Regions from separate parts of the Mus musculus genome. Here region 1 is linked to region 2. Evidence: chromatin contacts called from ENCODE Hi-C data. All regions are on one chromosome and are shown on one strand. Each heading gives the region's core, a stretch centred on a gene start or an enhancer-like site at or near the end of the contact. The rest is flanking DNA. Distances are from core to core; before and after follow the strand shown. Region 1 overlaps Scarf2 (scavenger receptor class F, member 2). Region 2 holds the start of Smpd4 (sphingomyelin phosphodiesterase 4).

Region 1 (5,310 bases), core at 1,406-3,905, 190 kb after region 2:
GACCCCCAGCAACTCGTCGGTGCAGCCCCCCGGACTGACCGAGGAGGCCCCCGGCCCGGCTTCACCCACGCCACCCCGCGCCCGAGCGCGCGGCCGCGGCCTGGGGCTCTCGGAGCCAACGGACGCGGGAGGTCCCCCGCGCAGCGCGCCCGAGGCCGCCTCTATGCTGGCAGCTGAGCTGCGCGACAAGACTCGCAGCTTAGGCCGCGCCGAGAAGCCGCCGCCGCCGCAGAAGGCCAAGCGCTCCGTGCTCCCCGCCGCGACGGTCCGCACAGCCTCGGCGTCCGAGGCCTCGGGGTCAGAGAAGGCGGCGGCCAGCGCACCTGCGCCCGAGACCCCTCGGAAGAAAACCCCCATCCAGAAACCGCCTCGGAAGAAGAGCAGGGAGGCAGCGGGGGAGCCGAGTAGGGCGGGCACGGCCCCCGGAGCTTCCTAAGCTCGCAGCCCCAGGAGGCTTTCTCACCACCATTTCCCCGCGCGGCCGCAGCGAAGGCATTTCATTGGCCCCCAAAGCCCAGCGCCCGCCCAAGCCTGCGTCTGGTTGGCCTAGGCTCAAGCAGCCGCGGCCTGGTTGGATCTGCTCTCGGGCCTCGCAGACACTTAGCTGGCTACCCGCTCCCACTAGCAAAGTTGTGGAGCTTTTCTAGTAATCTCTGTCTCGTTGGCCATGGCTTGGAGAGCCTACAGACTTCTTACTGGCCAAGAAGAGTGTTCTTGGCAGGGCTACCTTGTCACTGGCCGATGCCAGCAGCGCTTCTGCCTCTTGGCTGCCTCTCATTTGCCAAGGCCTGGTGCCTATGGCTGAAGGGTCTTTTTCTCTGAAGACAAAAAGAGGTTGCGTCCATAAACTGGGCTCCAGAGTATCTGGTTGGCCCGAACCTGGGGAGAAGAGCTGGTCTCTTCTTCGCAGGGGGCTCAGCCCATGTTGGCTTGTCCCCTTCCCACGCACGCCAGCCCTGGTCTCTCAGCCATCAAGCTGGTTTTGATGGCCTCCTATCACCCCACGAGGGAACCCCAGGGCCTACTCTGGTGGCTTTAGATGTATTTATAGGCCCTGGGCAGGGCTTCTCTCATCCCATCTGGGACCTTCTGGATGGGCTCCTCATAGCAGGCCAAAGCTTTCTTTAATAAAATGCTTCTCCCCACTTCCAGTGCTCTAATTACTTCCTGCAGGAGGTTGTGGAGCAAAGATGACCTCTTATGGAACCTATATGCAACATCCTCTGGGCTCCTCCAGCTGAATGGAACCTTGAAGTTCCCGGTGTGGGTTTCCAGGAACGAAGTAAAAAGTGTGCCTAACCCACCAGTCCTGAACTATCACTTGGAAGAAGCGGGGATCTGAGCTGGGGGGGATCCAGAGGTCAGAACTGTTTCTGGTGAGACAGAGGTGAGGGCAAGGGACACCGGACAATGGACCCAGACTCCAGCCAGGCCTCACAAAGCAGCCTGTTACTGCACAGAGCCTGCTTGCTCCCTTAGGTACCATGTCCTGAATGAAACCCTTCCTATCTCATCTCCACATGCTGCAGGAGGGGAACAGAGGGAAGACAGCCTGCCTGGCCTTCTCTGGAGCCATTTGTGTCTGTCCCACCCCATCCTAGCACCTTCACCCCTCCTGGAATGCTCCTAACTGACCCTTCTGAACCTGAACCTTAGGGTTCCTACTGACCTTAGTTTCTGAAAGCCATCTGTTTTGGTTCCTTCTAGCCCCCTGCCTCTAGCAGACTCTCTTCCTGTCTCTAGTCTCTTTTGGTTGTTGAGACAGGGCTTCATAGTGCAGCCTGGTATGATCTTGAACTTCTGCCCTGGTTTTCCAAGTGTGAAGCCATGAGGATGCTGGACATCCAATATATATATATATATATATATATATATATATATATTTTTTTTTTTTAAAATGCTGTTAGCTTCAGAGCCAGCTCTCCAGCTCTTTCTCCTATCTGCTTATGCCCAGCTTAAAATTTCACTCTGTCAACACCCTCCTAGCTTCAAGTATCTCCAGTGTTGGCAGTCCAGTTATTCTCTGGACAAGTACTACTTCGAGGACAGCTTTGGTCCCATACAGGGATTCAGCCACCAGAGTGGTGATGGCGTCCAGAGCAGCTGATGGACACAGTGCCTCAAGCTGGCCTGGCTGGGCAACATGTGGTTGGCAGCCCTGTTGTCTCTGTGCCAGATGCTTTCCCTTGGCCAGCAAGGCACCATCCTGCTGTGGTCTTGTGGTTTGATTGGCCTCTGATCCATTGAGGCACCAAGTCATACTAGCTGCTGGGGCGGAAGTCAGGCTCAGTGTCAGGCAGAAAGCGACAGAGGCCAAGGCAGGACAATCAGTGTAGAGTGGAACATTGTTAGGCCCCACTCTTGCCCACTCTGTGCCCCTACCAAGCCATCCTTCCACAATGGCCACTCACTCAATTCCTTACACTAGTCCTCCATCTCCCTAGTCTAGATTGGTATGATCTGGGCAGTTCAGGAATATCTCAGTGCTGGCCTGGGGCCTCTCCTCCCACTGTCCAGGAAGCTTGACCTGCAGGAACCTCTCTGTGGGCCCCTCCTGGACAGAGACCAGTGTTGTCCATCATCAACCAGCCCTGCCGCCTGTCCCCCAGGAGAGTTCCCCTTAAATGTCTTTCACCACCCAGTATTCCCCACCCCCTCTGGGCTTGCACTAGTGCCAGCTCCCAGGGCAGGCGCCACAAAAGAGAACCACGACTGCTGGAACCTCTGTTGCCATGGGGACGGGGACCACAGAGCTCACATCTGGTAGTGATTGAGGAGGAAAAATTATGAGTCGTGGAAAACGCAAATATTTTTTTGTAACACAGAGCACAAAGGAATGTGGGGACTGGAGAGGGGCCTGGGCTCCGTCTGGTTTCCAGCAGGATGTAGCACACATCACTCAGAGAGGCCAGGCTGTGCCAGACAGCTTATACATGTGCACACACCAGCAGTTGCTGTCTTGTGGCACACATACCTTTGCCACTAGATGCACAGAAATACAACACAATGCAAAACACACACGTGTGACAAATCAGTGTGGCCCAGAAACACAGAACAAACACACAGCAGCATGTACCCTACATATAACTGCATCCAAATTAAAAGGGTCAAATACTCATGGCTCCATAATTCCCTGGGACACACAGAGGCACCTAGACACACAGTCTGCTAGACAGAAATGGACCTTCATGTCTAACACAGATGTACTACGGCACTGCACATGCAGACCAAGGGACATATACCCTGCCACACACATGTGGAGACAGTCACTGCAATGCAAAGAGGACTTTCAGCCCTCAGAACACATAAACGAAGGGCAAGGGATACACAGCAAATCTAACAGACTTGGGAACATAATACACCCTACAACACATGCACTTCAGGCATGGTGAAAGAATCATATATCATATTATATCATATGAATCACATGTGCTGCCTAGCACATGGAAACCAAATCCCTTGAAGCATGCATACACACAATTCATGGTGCAATGAAAAAAGAGGCAAGTTCTGATCCCACACACAGCCATTACACATAGAAACAGGAGACAAACATGTCCTCTGTAACGCATACCATTGTACTAGACAAAATGCCAGCACACACCCAGCACTTCACCACGCTCAGGAGACTGTGTCTAAACTTGCAACATCCATACCACTGTCACCCGACAAAAACATTGAGAGACACCCCTCTGCCACCATTACAGCTCTGTTAGTGAAACACACTCACAGCAGACAAAGTCACAGTGACATGACCTGTAACAGGGACACCTTCTACCAAAGCCGACTTGATAGGAAGACACTGACTACCACACGCCTGATATGCAAACACACGGAAAAGGCTCAGAAAAGCATATTCAGTCCATAATTAACACACATGTGCAGCACGGCCACACAGTACCCAACTGAGCCTGGAGGTGTACACACCCCTGAAACACAGCCAGATGTGTTGGAAGTTATCTGAGTTCTGTGATCCAGAAGAGCAGGGAGTGTAGCATGCACAGTGTCCCAGCTTCACCCAAAACCAACAAAGCAAGCAATAGTGACAAAACAAGGGGGACAGAGGGAAAAGAAAGTTGATCAGGATAAGGTGACGGGTCTTCTTCTTCTTCTTCTTCTTCTTCTTCTTCTTCTTCTTCTTCTTCTTCTTCTTCTTCTTCTTTTTGTTTGTTTTTGTTTTTTGTTTTTCAAGACAGAGTTTCTCTGTAGCCCTGGCTGTCCTGGAGCTCACTCTGTAGACCAGGCTGGCCTCGAACTCAGAAATCCGCCTGCCTCTGCCTCCCAAGTGCTGGGATTAAAGGCGTGCGCCACCACTGCCCGGCCAGGTCTTCTTATCTTTGCAAAGACTTGGGCTGAATCTTTGCAAAGATTTGATGAAGACTTGTTGCTTCTTAGTCATCAAAGCTCCAGAAACCCCTGGAGTGTGGTTACTGGGGGTGGGTGGGTACCGAAGGATCAGTGAACACAGTGGTCCAGAGCTGCTTACTGCACACAGCAACATGGGACCCCAGTGGCTCCCCCCCCCCAAGATGGTGTTTCACATAGTCCAGGATAGCCTTGAACTAGCTTTGTAGCTGAAGATAACTTGTGCCTCTGATACCCTACCCCCCAAGCTGCTAAGATTCACGCCATTCACCATACCTGGTTTATTAGGGATTGAACTCAGGACTTTGTTCAAGCCAGGCAAGCACTCTACCAACTAAGCCATGTTCCTAAGGAACATATCCCTAAGCTGTGTTCAGTGGCTTTATAATTCTCATTTTATTTTTATTTTTTTAATTTTTTGTTTTTCGAGACAGGGCTTTCCCTGTATAGCCCTGGCTGGCCTGAATTTTTAAAGACAGGGTCTTACTATATAGCCCTGACTGTCCTGGAACTCTGTGTAGTCTAGGCTTGTCTTGAACTCACAGAGCTTCACCTGCCTCTGCCTCCTGGGATTAAAAGTGCGTACAACATCCAGTTTATAGTAGCTTTTTATTATTGCTTTTCTGTACACTTCAAAACACAAGTGTTTAAAGCATCCATTCTAGAGGCACGACATTTGGCATTCCAATCTCACTGCTGTCCCTTGTGTGGCAGGACACCATTGCTATTTTAGGGCTAGAGATAGGACCTTTTTGAAAAGATTGAAGTCCATTCATTGTTAGCAAGGTAGAAGTATTCTGATGTTGCCATCTAGTGGTGAACCGCAGAAACATCTGGAGCAGAAAAGAGTGTGCAATAGTCCTAGCAGAAAAATAACCCAGCAGTTTGTATTGCTAGGAGAGGACACTGAGGTGGGGGTCCCAGGTTCAGGTTTTTCACCAAAGT
Region 2 (5,546 bases), core at 586-3,085:
TCAGTGAGTCCTGTGGCATTCAGGGCAGACCTGTTCCAAGACTTGTCCAAGACTTGTCCACTGTGGCTATCTGGGTCATGGTCCTGAAAACCTAGCCTTTAATCCCATCACCCTGAAGGCAGAGTTTGAAGCCTGCCTGGTCTACATAGTGAGTTCCAGAAAAGAAACAAAACAAAACCCATAAAACAACAACACCAAAACAAAACAACAACAACAAAAATAAAGTGGGGAGCTGGGTGGTGGTGGCACATGCCTTTAATCCCAGTACTCGGGAGGCAGAGGCAGGCAGATTTCTGACTTCGAGGCCAGCCTGGTCTACAGAGTGAGTTCCAGGACAGCCAGGGCTACACAGAGAAACCCTGTCTCGAAAAAACAAAAAAGAAAAAGAAAAGGAAAGGTATGGGAACAGAAAAATAAATATAAATATTTGGGACAAGAGAGGAAGAGAGAGAGAGAGAGAGAGAGAGAGAGAGAGAGAGAGAGAACATGGACAGAGTATGTATCGTGCTGTGGTGGGGCTTTTTCAGAGTAGCAGATGAGATTTGGAAGAGTTCCAAAGCAGGCGTGTCTGCAGGGACTTGCAACCTGCCCAAGTCCATGCAGCCCATCTCCTTGGTGCTCAGCACCTTTTTCCCTTCATGCCCAGCTTTTGCAGCGTGGCCTCCCCCAGACCTGTGAAAGCCCTGAGTCTAGCCTCTGTCAGTCGAGCACCCTGAAAAAGGTGAGTGTTGGGCCCGCGTACCTCCTCCACTTCCCTCTCCCGCCTCTTCCCCTGACCACCACTCCCCACCCCAATTCCCTTCCACCCTGCAGAATTCGCTGCAGTCTAGCAGGTGAGGAGCCTCCACAGCGCCAGCTACTGGCCACCTCTTTCCTTGCCAGGCCCTGCAGCTCCCAGTCTGTAGCGGCTCCAACAACCCAGGGCAAGCATCCCGAGAGGTTTTTACATACTTGCTTGACTTGTTCTGAGTGCTTAATGTGAATAGGGCAGTATGTTAGCCATGGGAATGGTGTGGTGGAAAGCTGTCCGCTGCCTGACGATCAGATCCCTGATAGACGGATTTAGGTAGCAGCACCCAGAACCGTGCCTGGCATATGCTGGGTACTTGGTAAATCCTGTTGGATGATGGGTATTTAGGATTGCATGTACTTATCTATTTTGTGCAGGTTTCTTCCTTGAAGCACTCTTTAAGGGCTCTAAAAAAACAACTTTTAAAATTTTTATTAGCTTAAGAAGTATGAGGATTTTTGTTTTGTTTTCGAGACAGGGTTTATGTAGCCCTGATTGTCCTAGAACTCACCCTGAAGACCAAGCTGGCCTCAGAATCACAGAGATCTGCCTGCCTGCCTCTGCCTCCCTAGTGATGGGATTAAAGGCGTGTGCTGCCACCAACACCTGGTTTATTGGGGGTGGGGGTGTTATTTGTGTACTTGTATATTTGTTGGTTCTTAACCAGGAAGAATTCTTTCAAAGAAGTTTCAATTATTGATTGCTTGATTGTTTGTCTTTTCAAGACAGGGTTTCTCTGTGTAATCCTGGCTATCTTGAACCTCTGGCTTTGAACTCAAGAGATCTGCCTGCCTCTGCCTCCAGAACGCATGGATTAAAAGCGTGTGTCACCAGGGCAACAACCTCTTTCTAGAAACTTTTCATTTCATGTAGTCCCATTTTAATTCTCCAGGCTATTTCTGTGTCAGTGAAGTACAGTGTTGAAAAGTCTTGCCTATATCTATTTTTCTAGACGCGTATTCCTGTTGTCTTCTGTATTTCAGACCTTACTTTGATCCTCTCGGATTCCCGCCAAACTAAGGGGGCGTGGCACCCGGCGCAGCTTGATGACGACATTAGGCGCCGAGTGTCCGAATGGCGGCTCCCTTCTCTGAGAAGCTCGAGATTTGTGCTATCAGCACGGCAGGTGAGTGGCGGGAGCCGCGCGCGAGGCAGCCCAGCACCGTGCGGTTTTCTCGGGTCCCCGCCGAGGCTGGCTCCGTTCCTCCTCGAGCTGTGGGGGACTTGGGCCTCCCGACAGCTCGGCCTGTACGGGGCCGGCCGGGAGCCCAGGGCCCGGCTGCAACCTCACGCCGCTCTCCAGGGTCATGGCTTTCTGCCGCCTTCCTGCGTGGTCCTCGCAGACGGTCCGGGTAGGGGGTGGATGAACGCTCGATGTGAGAGTTGAGGGAGGGGGACTTGGAGGGAAAGTTGAACCTTGGGCTCAGCTAGCGATGTTTGGTAGTAGAACTCGTTGTGGGTTTAGGTTCTACCTTGCGACTTTCCCGAGCCTCAGTTTCCTCCTCTGTAATGTAATAGGGTAGTCTCGAAACTTTGGAGGTATAGGAAGTTGTGATCAACAAATGAGGGCACGCCGCAGCTTCTCAGAGTCAGCCGAGGGAGTTCTTGACAGTGGCGCGCTAAGCTTGGCTGGAGTTCGTAGTCATTAGAAACCTCAAAAACAGTCGCAAGCAGTTCTTGAAGAAAGTGGACTTTGAGGGGTCGACCGAAGCAAAGGCCTTCGGCACTGCATGCACGCTGGCTTCGGGCGTGGGTGACAGGGCCTAAAAGCAAGAGTATCAGTGTCGTTGCCCTATTCGTGGAATCGTGGAAAGACCTTCGTTAGACATCTCTGATTTTTCAACTGTCTGCTTCTTCTGAGGAGAGAGTTGACTTCTTGTCTCCTTTAGATCTCTGCCCTTATCGAGTAGTCCACAATTTTATGCTGCCCTGATCATTTCATGGTAGTTTGCAATGTAGGTCAGGACTGAAACATTTTCAGTTTTCCTTAACACTGAGACTGAATTAAGAATTGGAAAAAAAAAAACAAAACAAAACCCAAAACCTAAGAATTGTTTCTCTTGCCACATGGCAAAGATTGGTGGTCTTTCAAAACCACAACTGCCTTAAACTCCTACTGTCTGGCTTCTCTCCTTGCAGACTGGCATTGCCAGCTTAGCACCTTTTCTCCTGTAGTGAGCAGGGCTGAGACAGAAAAGCTATCACTAGTCCATCGGTGGCACACAGTAGGCTCTCTGCTCTTTCCAGCTCTTGATTGTTTTGTGTTTCTTACCATAGGCACTGGGAGGTAGGAAGCTGCAGGGCTATGCCTAATTTTTGGTGGTGAGTTCAAATTCTTCCTTCATAGAACTTCTTCATTTGTCGCAAGAAGCACACATTACTTGCTTCACCCTTCTCTTACAGACACGAGATTTGTAAGGAGTTTGCTAGACTCTTGGCTCTGCTGATTGCTAGGTGGGTGCTGAGAAGTCTTTTGCTGTTTTTTACCCTTGTTTCCTGATTTGCATCAGCCTTGTGGGCTGTGAAGATGTATTTCCTAGTGGTGCTTTACCTAGCCCCCTTTGTGTTTGTTTTCCCATAGTCACATAGTGACCAGTTCAGGCAGGCACTAGGGTATTAGAAGGTCCAGATCAAGACTTGCTTTAATCTTCAGGCTCTAGGGAAGAATATGATTCCAGGCTTATTCAAGATGCTGCCAGAATCCAGTTTCTTTGAGGTCTTGAATTCTTGCTAAGCTATGCTCTATGTCTTAAAGTCCACTGACATTGTACTGTAGTTGGTTCTTTTAAAGTCTCTTTAGAATAGCACTTAGATGAGTGTTTGATTGAATTGACAAGCAAGAAGAGTCTTGGGGGTTAGTCAGGAATTCTGCCTGTTGCTGGTGATTAGGTAAGGAAATAAATGAAAAGCTCTTAGTGTCATCCTGGCATCTAACAAGTGCTATAGAAGCATTATCAAGGAGTTGCCACCACAAAGCTAGTTCTGAAGCTGGCTACTGTGATCTGTATGAGTTTGCATTTTAAAAATCAAAGGAATATGTGATGTAATTTGTGCTGAGTTCAAATGTTCTCCTGGGCATCCTGAAATTCTGTGGTATAGAAGATATTGAGATTTTGTCTTTGTTTTTCCACAGTGGTTCCCTAAGGCAGCCGTTTCTTGCCGGCCCTGGGAGTCTGCTATGGCGTTCCCTCACCTACAACAGCCTAGTTTCCTTCTGGTAAGTGTCACCTGCCTTTGGAAGGTTGATGATGATGGTTCTATAGCTGAGGAACTTAAAACTTTTTCCCACTGATTTGAAGGACTCATTTTTACGAGACAAGCTGCCTTTCTTTGGTTTTTGTGTGGGTGTGTCTGTGTGTGTGTGTGTGTGGGTGGGTGTGGTTTATTTTATTTATTTATTTTTGAGATAGGGTTTCTGTATGTAGCCCTGGCTGTCCTGGAACTCACTCTGAGACCAGACTGGCTTTGAATGTACAGAGATCCAACTGCCTCTGCCTCCTGAGTGTTGGCACTAAAGGTGTGTGTCACCTGGCTCTTGAACCCAAATCCCTCCTGCCTCAGCTTCCCATGAACTGGGATCATTGTGGGCCGGTGATTCAAAAACTCTCGACTGGGTCGATCTATCTATCTTTCTTTCTTTCTTTCTTTCTTTCTTTCTTTCTTTCTTTCTTTCTTTCTAGTAAAGAATACCAGATCAGCATTAGAATGCTTACCATGCCTTCTGAGTGCAGGATATTGGGTGTGTTCAGTCTCTGAACTCTGATTTTCTTATTACCAAGATAATTGATTCAGCCAGTACTGGGGAGGCTGAGACAGGAAGGTCATTAAGAGTTCATGACCAAGGTGGCGCACATCTTAAATCCCAGCACTTGGGAGGCAGAGGTAGGTGGATCTCCATGAGCTGGGGACAGCAGGTTCTACATTGTGAATTCCAAGTCAGCCATAGCTACACAGTCAAACTTCATCTGAAAACAAAAACAAAACAATAATTGAAAAAAACCCAAAACAATAATTGATGCAAATGTTATTTTCCTTAGTTTCCAAAGTGAGAAGGACATTTACCAGAGCGGTCATGATGCAGAAGCTCTGTGAATGTGTGAAATGTTCTAACTATAGTTGTTGTCAGGGAAACGGAGGGATGCTGCTCCCTGTTAGGGCTTTATGTTAAGTATTAGAATATGAAGCTGGGAAAGCAGATAGAAAGAGATTCTTCGTTGCAGTTGCCAGATGATTTTTGTTTTTGTTTTTGTTGTTTTTCAAGACAGGGTTTCTTTGTGTAACCATGGCTATTCTGTTTTTTTTTTTTAAAGCTTAAAGATTTATTTATTTATTATAGGTAAGTACACTCTAGCTGTCTTCAGACACCCCAGAAGAAGGCATCAGATCTCATTATGGATGGTTGTGAGCCACCATGTGGTTGCTGGGATTTGAACTCAGGACCTTCAAAGAGCAGTCAGTGCTCTTACCCACTAAGCCATCTCTCCAGCCCACCATGGCTATTCTGGAACTCACTCTGTAGACCAGGCTGGCCTCAAACTTAGAACTGCCTGCCTCTAACTTCTAAGAGTTGGATTTAAAGTTGTTGGCCACCTTACCTGGCTTTATATATATATAAAGATAGAGAGAGGGGGGGGGAGAGAGAAAGAGAGACAGAGAGAGAGAGAGAGCGCGAGAGAGAATATTTTTTTCTCAGTGTACCCCTCTGGAGACAGCTGGTGTGACCGGTGACCTGCACCATCAGATTTATTTTTCTAAG

What was found. A loop is a pair of places that touch in the nucleus more often than their neighbours do.
Region 1: a map of heart shows a loop between it and region 2 (3-fold over the local background). The contact joins the enhancer-like site here to the promoter of Smpd4 in region 2. A Hi-C loop is called at or near these places in 1 of 37 maps with a recorded cell type or tissue (heart).

What each region holds. Positions count from the first base shown.
Region 1 is chr16:17,807,149-17,812,458 of GRCm38, forward strand. It overlaps Scarf2 (scavenger receptor class F, member 2), which reads left to right. Exons shown (of 11, transcript NM_153790.3): 11 at 1-1,145. The coding sequence ends at 436. Among named protein-coding and RNA genes, the nearest start is that of Scarf2, 13 kb to the left of the region's middle. RefSeq lists an enhancer at 2,063-4,005. Within about 2 kb of position 2,656, at least 2 of the 3 ENCODE cell types and tissues checked have a DNase peak (open chromatin) inside an H3K27ac peak, as active enhancers do; they include heart, where a contact is called at or near this core.
Region 2 is chr16:17,617,519-17,623,064 of GRCm38, forward strand. Smpd4 (sphingomyelin phosphodiesterase 4) reads left to right here and starts at 1,836. Exons shown (of 19, transcript NM_001164610.1): 1 at 1,836-1,916; 2 at 3,924-4,007. The coding sequence starts at 3,969.